Linked DNA regions of Homo sapiens: region 2 is linked to region 1. The links are chromatin contacts, found by Hi-C or POLR2A ChIA-PET in ENCODE. All regions are on one chromosome and are shown on one strand. The core of a region is the stretch at or near the end of the contact, and the rest is flanking DNA. Distances in the headings are between cores, read along the strand shown. Region 1 overlaps GLIS3 (GLIS family zinc finger 3). Region 2 overlaps GLIS3 (GLIS family zinc finger 3).

Region 1 (5,464 bases), core at 890-3,389:
ACCAGACAAAGTCACAACAACAATAACAAACAACAAAAATAAAACTGCAGGCCAATATCCCTGATAAACAGAGACAAAAAATCCTCAATAAAATACCAGCAAACCAAACCCAACAGGACAAGTGCGATTTATACGAGGGAAGCAAGGATGATTCAACATATGCAAATCAATAAATGGGATATATAACATCAAGAGAATGGGCGCAAAAAACCATATGATCATCAGTTAAATAGAAGGAATAAATTCAATGTCTGGTAACAGAATAAGGTGACTATAGTTAAATAAAAAACATATTGTGCTTGGTTGTGGGACATCCTAAATACCTTAACTTGATCACTATGCATTCTATACATGTAACAAAATTTCACATCATATGCCCCATAAATTTGCACAAAAATAAAATAAAGATAAAAAATAAAGAAAATAAAGTCAAAGAAAAAGTCAAAGTTACTTATGCAAATTACTGAAAGGCCTAGAAAGATCATACATGTATAAAAGTACCTAGAATTCTAGCAATGCTATATCTGAAATAATACATTATGGGTGAAAAGAGGAAGCCTTCCCAATACTCCATAGAGACTAAAAAAAACTGGCATTCCTTATTTGGTAAAGGTGATTTGACTACTGCTCAAAAATAATTGTTCCTCATATTTTCTGCTGCTGATTCATACACTAGATTGAATACTCTCCAAAGAGACCACACATCCCTTCTTTCTGTGATATTATGAAATATATATTTGGTCTTCCTCCCCATTCCTGGCATACAACTTCTGAAATCCTTGGAATCTTCAAAGTGATAGTGTCTTTTTGTATGCTAATTAGTTGACTGATGGCTGGCAGCCTCTGGCTGCCTGAAAGAATGAGACTGAGACTGGCAACTGGAGAGACCAAGGCAGGATTAGAGGGGTCAACTTTCAGCCTCAACCCCCAAACTCTGAGGGAAGAGGGGCCAAAGAGTAAACTGATTACCGATGGCCAATGATGTAATCAATCACGCCTATGTAATGAAGTCTCCATAAAAATCCAAAAGGACTGGGTTCAGAGAGCTTCTGGATAGCTGAACACATGGAGGTTCCTGGAGGGCGGTAGGCCTGGAGAGGGCATGGAGGTTCTGTGTCCCTTCCCGTATGCCTTGACCTATACATCTTTTCATTGGTATCCTTTATAATGTCCTTTATAATAAACTAGTAAATGTGTTTCCCTGAGTTCTGTGAACTGCTCCAGCAAATTAATAGAACCGGAGGAGGGGGCTGTGGAAATCCTGATTTGTAGTCAGTTTGTCAGATGTACAGGCAAAATCACCCAGGTCTTGCAACTGGCATCAGAAGTGGGGGGCAGTCCTGTGGAACTGTGTCCTCAACCTGTGGAATCTGACACTCTCTCCAAGTAGAGAGTGTCAGGATAGGTTGCAATTAGAGGACACCCAGCTGGTGTCTACTGCACAATTGACTGCATGCTTAGTGGGCTGGGGGAAAACCCCCACACAGTTGGTCACAGAAACGTTTTGTGTTGATTATTGTTGAGTGAGAGAACAGAAAAAACACTTTGTTTTTTTTCCTTATATTTACACTTTCTTTTCAGTCTTTTCTGGCTCAGCCATGGGCTCATAGGAAGCCCTTCATAAGCCTCTCCACTGTGGTCAATCCACAGGCCTCCTTCAGCTCTATTACCTGAACGACAAAGCGCACTGTTTGTGGCCTTCTTCAGAATGAAGAGAGGCAGCTGACATTCTCTTGTAAAAGATGAGCAAACACAAACTCAGAGGATTTATTCTTGGAATTGTAAAATTTCTGCATTTCAAAAAGAGACTCCCATCAATATTTTTGTTTTCTCTGGTCTAACAGACATACTATGAAACTCATTGAATTAACATTTCCAAAGACGCTGAGTTCCTCTCATGGGAAGCCACTGTCATAAAGTACCACTGGCTCATTCAACATGCCATAGTAAAACACCACTTCCCGTAATAAGTTAGATCAACATTAGGTGATGTAGTGTGCTGCTTAAATCACTGAAATAATGTGTCATTCAGATAATATTTCAAAATAAAAATGGAACCTTGTTAGATTGAGAGAACTTGCATTTATTTTATTTTATGATGGTAAGGATCAAAGAACTTGACGCTAACTGGGTAGATGTGGTGGACCTTTCCTGACTTCTGACAGTGACTCAGCCCATTTTTTTTAGCATGTGAAAGCTAAGTAAATGATGAATCAATGCCCGCAAGCAGGAAAAGATGCCAGTTTCCCACTAAAAATCGCAGAGTGTGATAAACCTATTTCCGTTAAGAAAACTGCCGGAGTTTTTACTGGGGGATTTCCCAGGCAAACAGAGGCAAAGATATACAAACCAAAAGCGGAAGGTAAGCACATTTCCTCTTAGTGTTTTTATGCTGGACACTAACGCAAACCTGGTGAATAAGTCAGGGCTGTTTCAAGTCATCTTCCTTTCCAAACCTGATTGGAAGAGAGAACCTGCCATACTCACACTTGCCCACTCCAGCTGGGAAGGCAAGGGATGGGGCACACGTCCAGTAGGGGAGAATATAGCAGCAAGGCAAAACCACAAAGTGCAAATGTCCATTTCATTCTCCCATCATATAAAGTACCTCCTTCCTCTCCATTTCCCCTTCCATGATTATTTACATTATCAACCCCTATGATCATTTAACAACATCCTCTGACTTCCAAACTGAATCACTCAGCTATGCCAAAGCTGCCTGTCTTTATTTTAGTATCCACAGCTATGAAAGGCCTGTTTCATGCCATGTAACTTACTAGGCACTTTATCTACTTAGTTTATTTAATCCTAATTCCCCATAAGGTGCAATCTAAATCTCAAAAAAGCTAAGAAACACCACATCATCTATGTGGTATTCCCACCAAAAATATTTACAATGAATCTGTTTAGGATAAAACAATTACACAAATCCAAACCATGGAACCCTGGAACACTGTGTAAAATAAATGTCCCGAGTTCTTCAAAACTGTCAATGTTCTGAAAGACAATAATAATAACAATAAAAAGCTGGAGAACTTCATTAGAGTCAAGAAGATGAAAAAGAAATAAAAATTAAATGCACTGTGAGATCCCTATTAGATCCCTGAATCACAAAAAGGAAAACAAACAAAAATCTCCAGCTATAGAAAACATTATTCACAAAATTTGGGAAATCTGAATAGCAAGTAACCATTAGAGAATAGTATTATATCAATGTTAAATTTCCTGAGTATGATTATTATATTGGGTTTATGTAGGAGAATGTCCTTCTTAGGAGATCCCTACTGAAGTAATTAGCAGTAAAGCTCAGTGATATCTGCAACCATCTGTCAAATGGTTCTGCAACAATAGGCAGGAAAACAAAGAATCACCAAAGTCAGAGAGAGAGAGAGAGAGAGAGAAAGAGAGAGAGAAAGAAAGAGAAGGAAGGGAGGGAGGGGAGGGAGGGGAAGGAAAGAAAGGCAAAATATTGACAATGGGTGAATATGAGTGCCAGGTACATGCATGGGTATTCATTGTACTATTCTTGCCATTCTTTATATGTTACAAACTTTCAAGAGGAGGAATAAAAAATACAAAATGTTAAAAAAAGACAAACACACAAACCTCAAGCAGCAGGAGCAGCTAAGGAACTTGCCCACAGCCAAACAGTTAGCAACCGTCAGAACTGAGATGCAAATTTCAGGCATTTGGGGTGTGATATTGTTGTCTTTGACTCTGATAATAATTAAAATCTTTTTCTACATGTATTCTTTTAAAGGCTGCGTACAAAAAGGAGACTCAATGATCGTTTTTGTCTTATATTCTTGTTAAGAGTTGTTATGACTATAGATAAGGAGGTGCAGTGAAGGGAGGTTCCGATTGATCATTCCTGAGCTTCACGACATTGTGGATGGAGTAAGATTCTCAGCCAGGCAGAATGAAATGTGATGATGAAAAGTCCGTGGCTAATATCATTTAGAACCAAACAGAAAACTATATAAAATGCATTTTTTTAAAAAAATCTTAATTTATAGGAATATATCAGACAAGTGGAAGAAAAGATTTTCTGTCTGCAACGTCTGTGAACTTAATGGATGGTTATCATTTGCGCTGCTTTGCTGACAGATCTTGTGGGAGGAGGCTAATGATTTGTTTACACTTTACCTTGTGCATAGAACTGTTTTTAAAAAGTCCAGCATCTTCTGATTCATATTGCTAATTGCCAATCAGACATATCCACATGGATCTTTTATAATCACCTAAAGTTCAAACTCCTAAAGTCAGTTTATTATTCTGTCTTCTTCCCCTTCTCCTCCACTCAACATTGTTTTTTCCTCCACACTACCACACTCTTTTTGTATTTTTCAGTTTCTATTAATGACACAATCTTGGTATCTAGGGGTAAAACTTATAAATGAATTTTGGTCCCTCCTCTTTGCTCCACATATATATTAATGATTAGTAATTCTGCCTCCTAAATAATTGCTCTTGAATAAATTCTCCATCCTCACTGCTTTGCCTTGCTTCAAGTAACCATATTGCTCACAAGGCCTCCTGCAATATTCTTCTCCTTGTTTTTCCCGTCTCTCCTTCCAGGTTCAGTTACTCAACTATCTTGCCACCTGAATTCTTTTGCTGTAATGTCAATCTGATTGTGTTTCTCTCTTAACAAAGAGCCTATAATGGTTCTTCACTCCTAGCAGGATAAGGGGCAAATTCCTTAGCATCAAATACACAATTCCCACATAAGCCAACCTAATATTATCTGACTTCATCAGCCATGTATGCCTGGATGCTGTCATCCCAAGCTACTGAGACCGTCCCTGACGGTGTCCTTTCTGTTCCTCACATCTTGGATATGTTCTTCTTGCTGCCTGGGATGCTGTGCCCCCACTGAGGCATCCAGAAGAGCCTTAGTCTTCCTTCAATGCCTACATCACTGTGTCTTTCTTTCCCTCACCCCCGAGACAGATTTAGAGACATCCTCTTTAGGCTCCTGTGGGATCTCTATTACATCATTTAACCAAACAGCCTTATTATACTTCATTTGAATGCCTGTCCTCACCATTCAAACCTGTAAGGGCAGGAGCATATTTTAATAACTTTTTGGACTCCAGCATCCAACACAGTGTCTGACACATAGAAGGTATTCAACGGACATTCATTAAACAAAATAATATTGATAAAGGAAGAAAGTCATAAACAGTAAAATATATATGGTTTATCAGAATTAAAACCACATATTACCAAACTCATAGGTCAGGCCAACAATGATGGAACCTGATTTCACCAGTAATCTCTAAGTTACAAAACTTTTATTCCTGCTGCCTATTCAACCCATTATTTTGTTCAACAATTGCCAGAACTTCTTTCTCCTCTGGATGTCTGGGAGTAACCAGGTAGGTCAACTCAAGCCAGATGACAAGTGGAGAGAGGTGACAAGAGGTGTGTTGGACAGCTCGGAGAGGACTGAAGCATCCAA
Region 2 (5,464 bases), core at 1,329-3,828, 62 kb after region 1:
GGAGTGCAATGGCACAATCTCGGCTCACTGCAACCTCCGCCTCCCGAGTTTAAGCGATTCTCCTGCCTCAGCCTCCCGGGTAGCTGGAATTACAGGCATGTGCCACCACACCCAGCTGATTTTGTATTTTTAGTAGAGATGGCGTTTCGCCATGTTGGCCAGGCTGGTCTCGAACTCCTGATCTCAGGTGATCCACCCACCTTGGCTTCCCAAAGTGCTGGGATTATAGGCGTGAGCCACCGTGCCCAGCCTTCTGTTTGATTTTGAGATGTTCTTGGAGAAAGTTTGACTACACACCCACTGTTCCTCTCAGCTGACCTTCACTTTCTTCTCTTGTTGTCAGCCACTAGGGAAGGACTGGTATGCCAAAAAAGTAATGTCAGGGACTGATCTAAGTAGTACTGCTGCAACTGTCATTTTATCTCAGGTTACCTAAGCTTTAACTAGCATGCTACACTTCATCCAACTATATATTTTGTTATTTTCCACCTGTACTGTACAATTACTGTGTAGATATTAAGATGCTAATAGAGAGATTAATTAATACAACTTTTAAGGGTTAGAATTAGGAACTCAGTAATGTTTATGGGAAAACCATTTTTCTACAAATAAGGAATCCACTTAGTTGAAGAAAGATACTTTATCCAAAATTCTGACAGTATTATAGTATAAGGAGTGATTAATGAAAGGGAACAAGGACCTAAATTTAAATAACAAATTCTTCAAGCAAGTATAGTTTGTTTTTAAAATCAAGTGTGTGATTTCTATATGATTTTAAAAGAGCTTACTAATTTGTTAAATGCAGTAAAAAATTTAAACAGGAGCTAGTTTGGAGCTTAAAGGAAAAAATGATGCTTTAAAAATATTTAATAGAGAAATAATTTTTCCAAAAAAAATAGCTGAGTTTTAAAAGCGATTGCATTAACAAAAATCAGGAAACCACTATATTAGGTAGCCTTCCTCAAAAGTTTTTTAAAAAGATATATATTTTTATTCCAAAATGATTTCTGAAAATGCTCTTAGCTTGATTAGCTAAAATTAGCTCCAAGCAAAGGAGGGCAGTGCGAAACCATAACACTTAGCCTCGCAACAGTTCTTGCAACCTACAGATAACTAGCTGGAGTAGAAGCAATTTCTCAAGACAATCTTGTCTCATAAATGTTCATTCTTCCATGATAAAGGTTAATGACGAATTGGAAAGTTTATTGGATCTCACCAAGACCATTTTAGGCACAACAAAATAGGGCATTTTAACACAATTTATTCTTTTTTTTTCTTTTTCTACTTAGAAAAATCCCACTATTCACCACATGTATTCATTTAGTGTTCCATTTTATTGGTCCTAAAATCACTGAATTCAGGTAGAGTAGAAACTGGGTCCATCCTACACCCATGTTGCTCTAATTATATTTGAGATATTTACTAGGCAAACCATCGCATTTATGCATATTAGGGGATAATTCTGTTTAGAAAGGTTATGTGACATATAGCTAAAATGACTTCTATGAATATGACTAATAGAGACTAATATAAAATTTAATAAATATGTCAACTATAACATCAGAAGAATCTTAAATATGTATGAGAAGGTGTGTAGAAATAACAGTATCTTTTCAAAATTCAAACTCTGGTGTAGTTTAATAATAGACATCAGAATGTTAACACCGAAAAAGTACTGTCATGAATACATTATTTGCAAGAATGTGGGATAAGAGATCTGTGATGTGTATAATACACTTATCCTGATGGCTTTGTTAAGCGCAGTGAAATTACATAGAGTCTACCTGGCCTAGTGTAACGAAAATGGCATCAAAACCTGGGAAATGCAAAGGAGGGCTATCAACATAATTGAGAAAATAAAAGACAAGAATCATAGAAAAGGCATTTGGGAATGAGCAAAATGTTGTAGCATTAAGGGACTTAAGGGTGTAATAATGAAAATCAATTGTTCTCATAGGGTTGATGTCAAAGAATATGTGGCTGCTAACAGATAGGAAGCATGAGGAAAGTGAACTCTTGGGAAAGATTTACTGTTTCTTCTTAGATCAGCTGAAGGTGAAAATACCAGGTGGTTTCTAAAGCAAAGGGCCAAATTCACTCTTGAAAATCATTCTAGCTGCAAAGTTCTATGTCAAGAGGGAAAGAACCAGGGTAGAAAAAAAAAACAAAGAAAAACAAACAAAAACTGCTTCATATTCCTAGCAATAGCACACAGTACCGACTTGATATCTCAATACTGTTTTTAATGCCAGTCTCTCCTGATCACTCTCTGTACTAAAATCTACTACATGACAGCCCCTAAACTGCTTTTGCTTTGTACACAGCGGTGACCAAGTAACCCTTCTGTCCCAGGAGGTTGTAATATTTAGAATAAACTGCTGCTACAGAAAAATGAAACAGCCAAATAAATAGGGCCCCATCTGGCCTTTTACCAGGCTCCACTGCTGCCCTTGGCATTGTCCCTGTAACCTGCAGACCATAAAGCAAACACTTCACCAGCCCACTATCAAGCAGGCACTTCCTCACACCAGGCGCTGGGTTGGAAACTGGAAAGCTCCTGCCATTCTTACGGTGTCCAGATGCGTCCGCTGGTGTTTGGCGCGGTCACTGGAGTTACTGAAGGCCTTCTGACAACCCGGATGCTGGCACAAATACGGCTTCTCGCCTGTGTGGCTCCGCAAGTGGATCTTGAGATTTTCAAGCCTTGAAAAGGCCTTCTCGCAACCTTCAAACTGCAAAAAGAAAACAATTTTTGGTGGTTGAGAAGGACCTTGAATGTTTGAGTCTGGGGGACAGCTAAAAAAAAAATGTTCTTAGTTGGTACTTTGCCGAAAATGATAAAATAAAATCAAATCCAAACAGTAATAAATATTGCTCCTAAAAATATCCGAATATTTATGTGAACTGCATTTTTCCACTGAATATACATGCCACTTTCTGTATCAGATTTGGGTCCCAAACTGATTTCTGTGATTTACTTATGTCAGAGAAAATTCACCGTGAGCCATCTGGCTCTGTTAATAAAAATACAGTAATGTGTGTCTTAAAGATTTATTAAAAATTAACACACTTTTCCATTTCCAAATTGGTCTAAATTGAAGGAACTGGAAAGGAAGAAACTTTCTGACAACTAATAAACTAATAAGAAAAAAAAAGTCAGAGTGATATATGAGAAAAAGGAGAATTGAAGATTTGAGAGTCCAGGATGAAAAAGACATGTGTCCACTAGATCAATATGATCATAAATTTCCTTAACTATATTTGTAAGTTTTTTCCAACCCTCAAAAGAGTGACCATGTTAATGTATATGGTAATGCCAAGGCTAATGAGATAAAGTTTTTAACAGGCTCTTACAAAGGAAGCTAAAAGACAATTCATTTAGTGTGAAATCATTTTCCAAAAAAGTACCGTAATACTTTAATCTTTTTTTACTTTTTAGACATTTCATTATCTAATTCATGAGGAAAAGAAGATAAAAGGCTTAAGATTTCAATAAATGTGTCACTGGTTTGTCAATAATATTTATTGACAGTAACATTTACTCAATGTCTTCTGAGGGCAAAATATCAGCTACTATTAATAGGGTCAAAGTGATTCCAATCCTTGAAGTAACAATCTAATAAAGAAAATGTGTTAGAGAAAGCCTAGAAATGAAGCATAAAGGTGAGATGGGGATTTATCTTTTAACTCTCTCTTTGGTGCTAACCCCCAGAATAGTTATGTTACTTAGACAGTTTTAATCCCATTTGAGTTCTCACTGGAAGGGAAACTGAGAAATACGGAACACCTACTGGAAAAAAAGCATAATACATTTAAAGCAATTAAGAAGCCTCACTTCTTATAGAGGAATGCAGGGGGGTGAGGGTGGGTAAGGAAGGAAGGTAAGTTCCAGATGGTTCCCATTCAAAATTAGCAGGTATAACTTAACCTTGCTGCAAGAAATTGTATAAAACTCTTTGGTTCTCTTACTTACTATAATAGATGGTAGAGGACATTGTTCACAACAGAATGATCTAGAGCTGGCCAGGTTTTGGTTATTGGAATTTTCATCTTTAAATAAGGGACGAACTAAGTAAAAAAAAATAATTAAACATGTCATCACTCCATCTATTTAAGTTGTCCAGATTTTGCATGCTGGAGTATTTTAAGAAATTTATGAAAGTTGCACTTATTTTTGATTGAGAGTTATACATGTTTCACAGACATATGTTGGTTTATTTCAATTTTGATATTTTGCTTAAAATAATTTTGGTGTTTTCCTGATTTCTATTTCACATAAAAATAAATTTAGCCTGAGCAGAAGATGAATGCTGACGAAGCCAACTACTTTTTCAGCAGAGTGAAAGGAAACGTCACTAGAGGGAGAGAGGAGTTAAGGGGCTCATTTCTGCAGCTTTTCAAGTGACTCTCAAATTTAAGAATAAAGGGGCTCAACATTAAACCCCAACTCATTGCTAAGAGGCCTCTGCTGACCAAACCTCTGTTTTTAGGGTTCTCTTTGAATGACGACTCAGAGAAAACTCTTGGAGCTCAGTTTATTTGACTTGGAATCACCTGGTGGACCACACTTAGGTCTGAAGTGAGCTTGTGGTTTTAGACACGCCAAGACTGTAGCCTGGTTCTTAGCAAGGCTCTTTTGTAGGGTGGATTCCATTTTGGGGCCAGCTCCCGGGGCACATACCCAAACCTGAGCAGGCCCCATATCCACTCTGTTCCACAGTCACCTCAGATCTTGATCTGAGAGAAAGCTGCATTGTTTCAGCACCAGGATGAGAGCGGAGAACTACTTTAGAATAAGATTAATGAGGTTTCTGTGAGTACAGGATAAAACAACATCCCTAGTTCTACCATAGAGGGATTAGAAGGATCCAAGACATGTCTCTGATTAATTCAAACTGTTCACTTGATAAGACATAAACTATATGTAAGAATACCATTTCCAAGTCTTTCCAGTTAAATGTCCACTTGAATATTCAGCTAAAACCCAACTAATTGCTATTATTACTCTTAACAGAAGCAACAATCAAAGACCAAAGGGCTTATTGCATTCCAAGCAAATCAGTGCAAAATGAACAATATCTCAGAACATCCTGACCATTTTCAAATAGCAAGGATAGAGGAAAATATAGGCACCTAGACTGAAAATGACAACAAAAAGATTATCCGTAAAATAATCAAAATCCAGCTGATATCAGATGTTTCCTCTGTAACAAGAAAGGGCAGAAGACAATAGAACAGCATTACAGTATTCTCGGGGAAAAGATTATGAATGAAGGGTTTGACCTCATTATGTTGTATGAATAAAGGCAGAAGAAGAAAGGCAGTTTCATGTAGTCAGGGGCTCATAACATACACCCCCAACTCACTCTTGTTGAAGAATTCACTTGCAGGAACCATGGAACCCAAGACCAGTAAAATCAGGCACTAAAGGATTGATAAATGCCTTGGTGAGGTGCCAAATATC

What was found. A loop is a pair of places that touch in the nucleus more often than their neighbours do. ChIA-PET counts read pairs that join two places held with the same protein, here RNA polymerase II (POLR2A). Pooled maps may share reads with other maps.
Region 2: a loop to region 1 is called in a map of endothelial cell of umbilical vein, with 5 times the contacts of the local background. The contact joins two enhancer-like sites. A Hi-C loop is called at or near these places in 2 of 168 maps with a recorded cell type or tissue (endothelial cell of hepatic sinusoid and endothelial cell of umbilical vein) and 5 of 50 pooled maps. POLR2A ChIA-PET finds 5 or more read pairs at or near these places in 1 of 52 experiments (activated CD4-positive, alpha-beta T cell).

What each region holds. Positions count from the first base shown.
Region 1 is chr9:3,873,257-3,878,720 of GRCh38, forward strand. The region is part of intron 8 of GLIS3 (GLIS family zinc finger 3); the gene reads right to left. Among named protein-coding and RNA genes, the nearest start is that of GLIS3-AS1, 23 kb to the right of the region's middle. Within about 2 kb of position 2,140, at least 3 of the 41 ENCODE cell types and tissues checked have a DNase peak (open chromatin) inside an H3K27ac peak, as active enhancers do; they include endothelial cell of umbilical vein, where a contact is called at or near this core.
Region 2 is chr9:3,934,458-3,939,921 of GRCh38, forward strand. GLIS3 (GLIS family zinc finger 3) reads right to left here. Exons shown (of 11, transcript NM_001042413.2): 5 at 2,571-2,732. Among named protein-coding and RNA genes, the nearest start is that of GLIS3-AS1, 39 kb to the left of the region's middle. Within about 2 kb of position 2,579, at least 7 of the 41 ENCODE cell types and tissues checked have a DNase peak (open chromatin) inside an H3K27ac peak, as active enhancers do; they include endothelial cell of umbilical vein, where a contact is called at or near this core.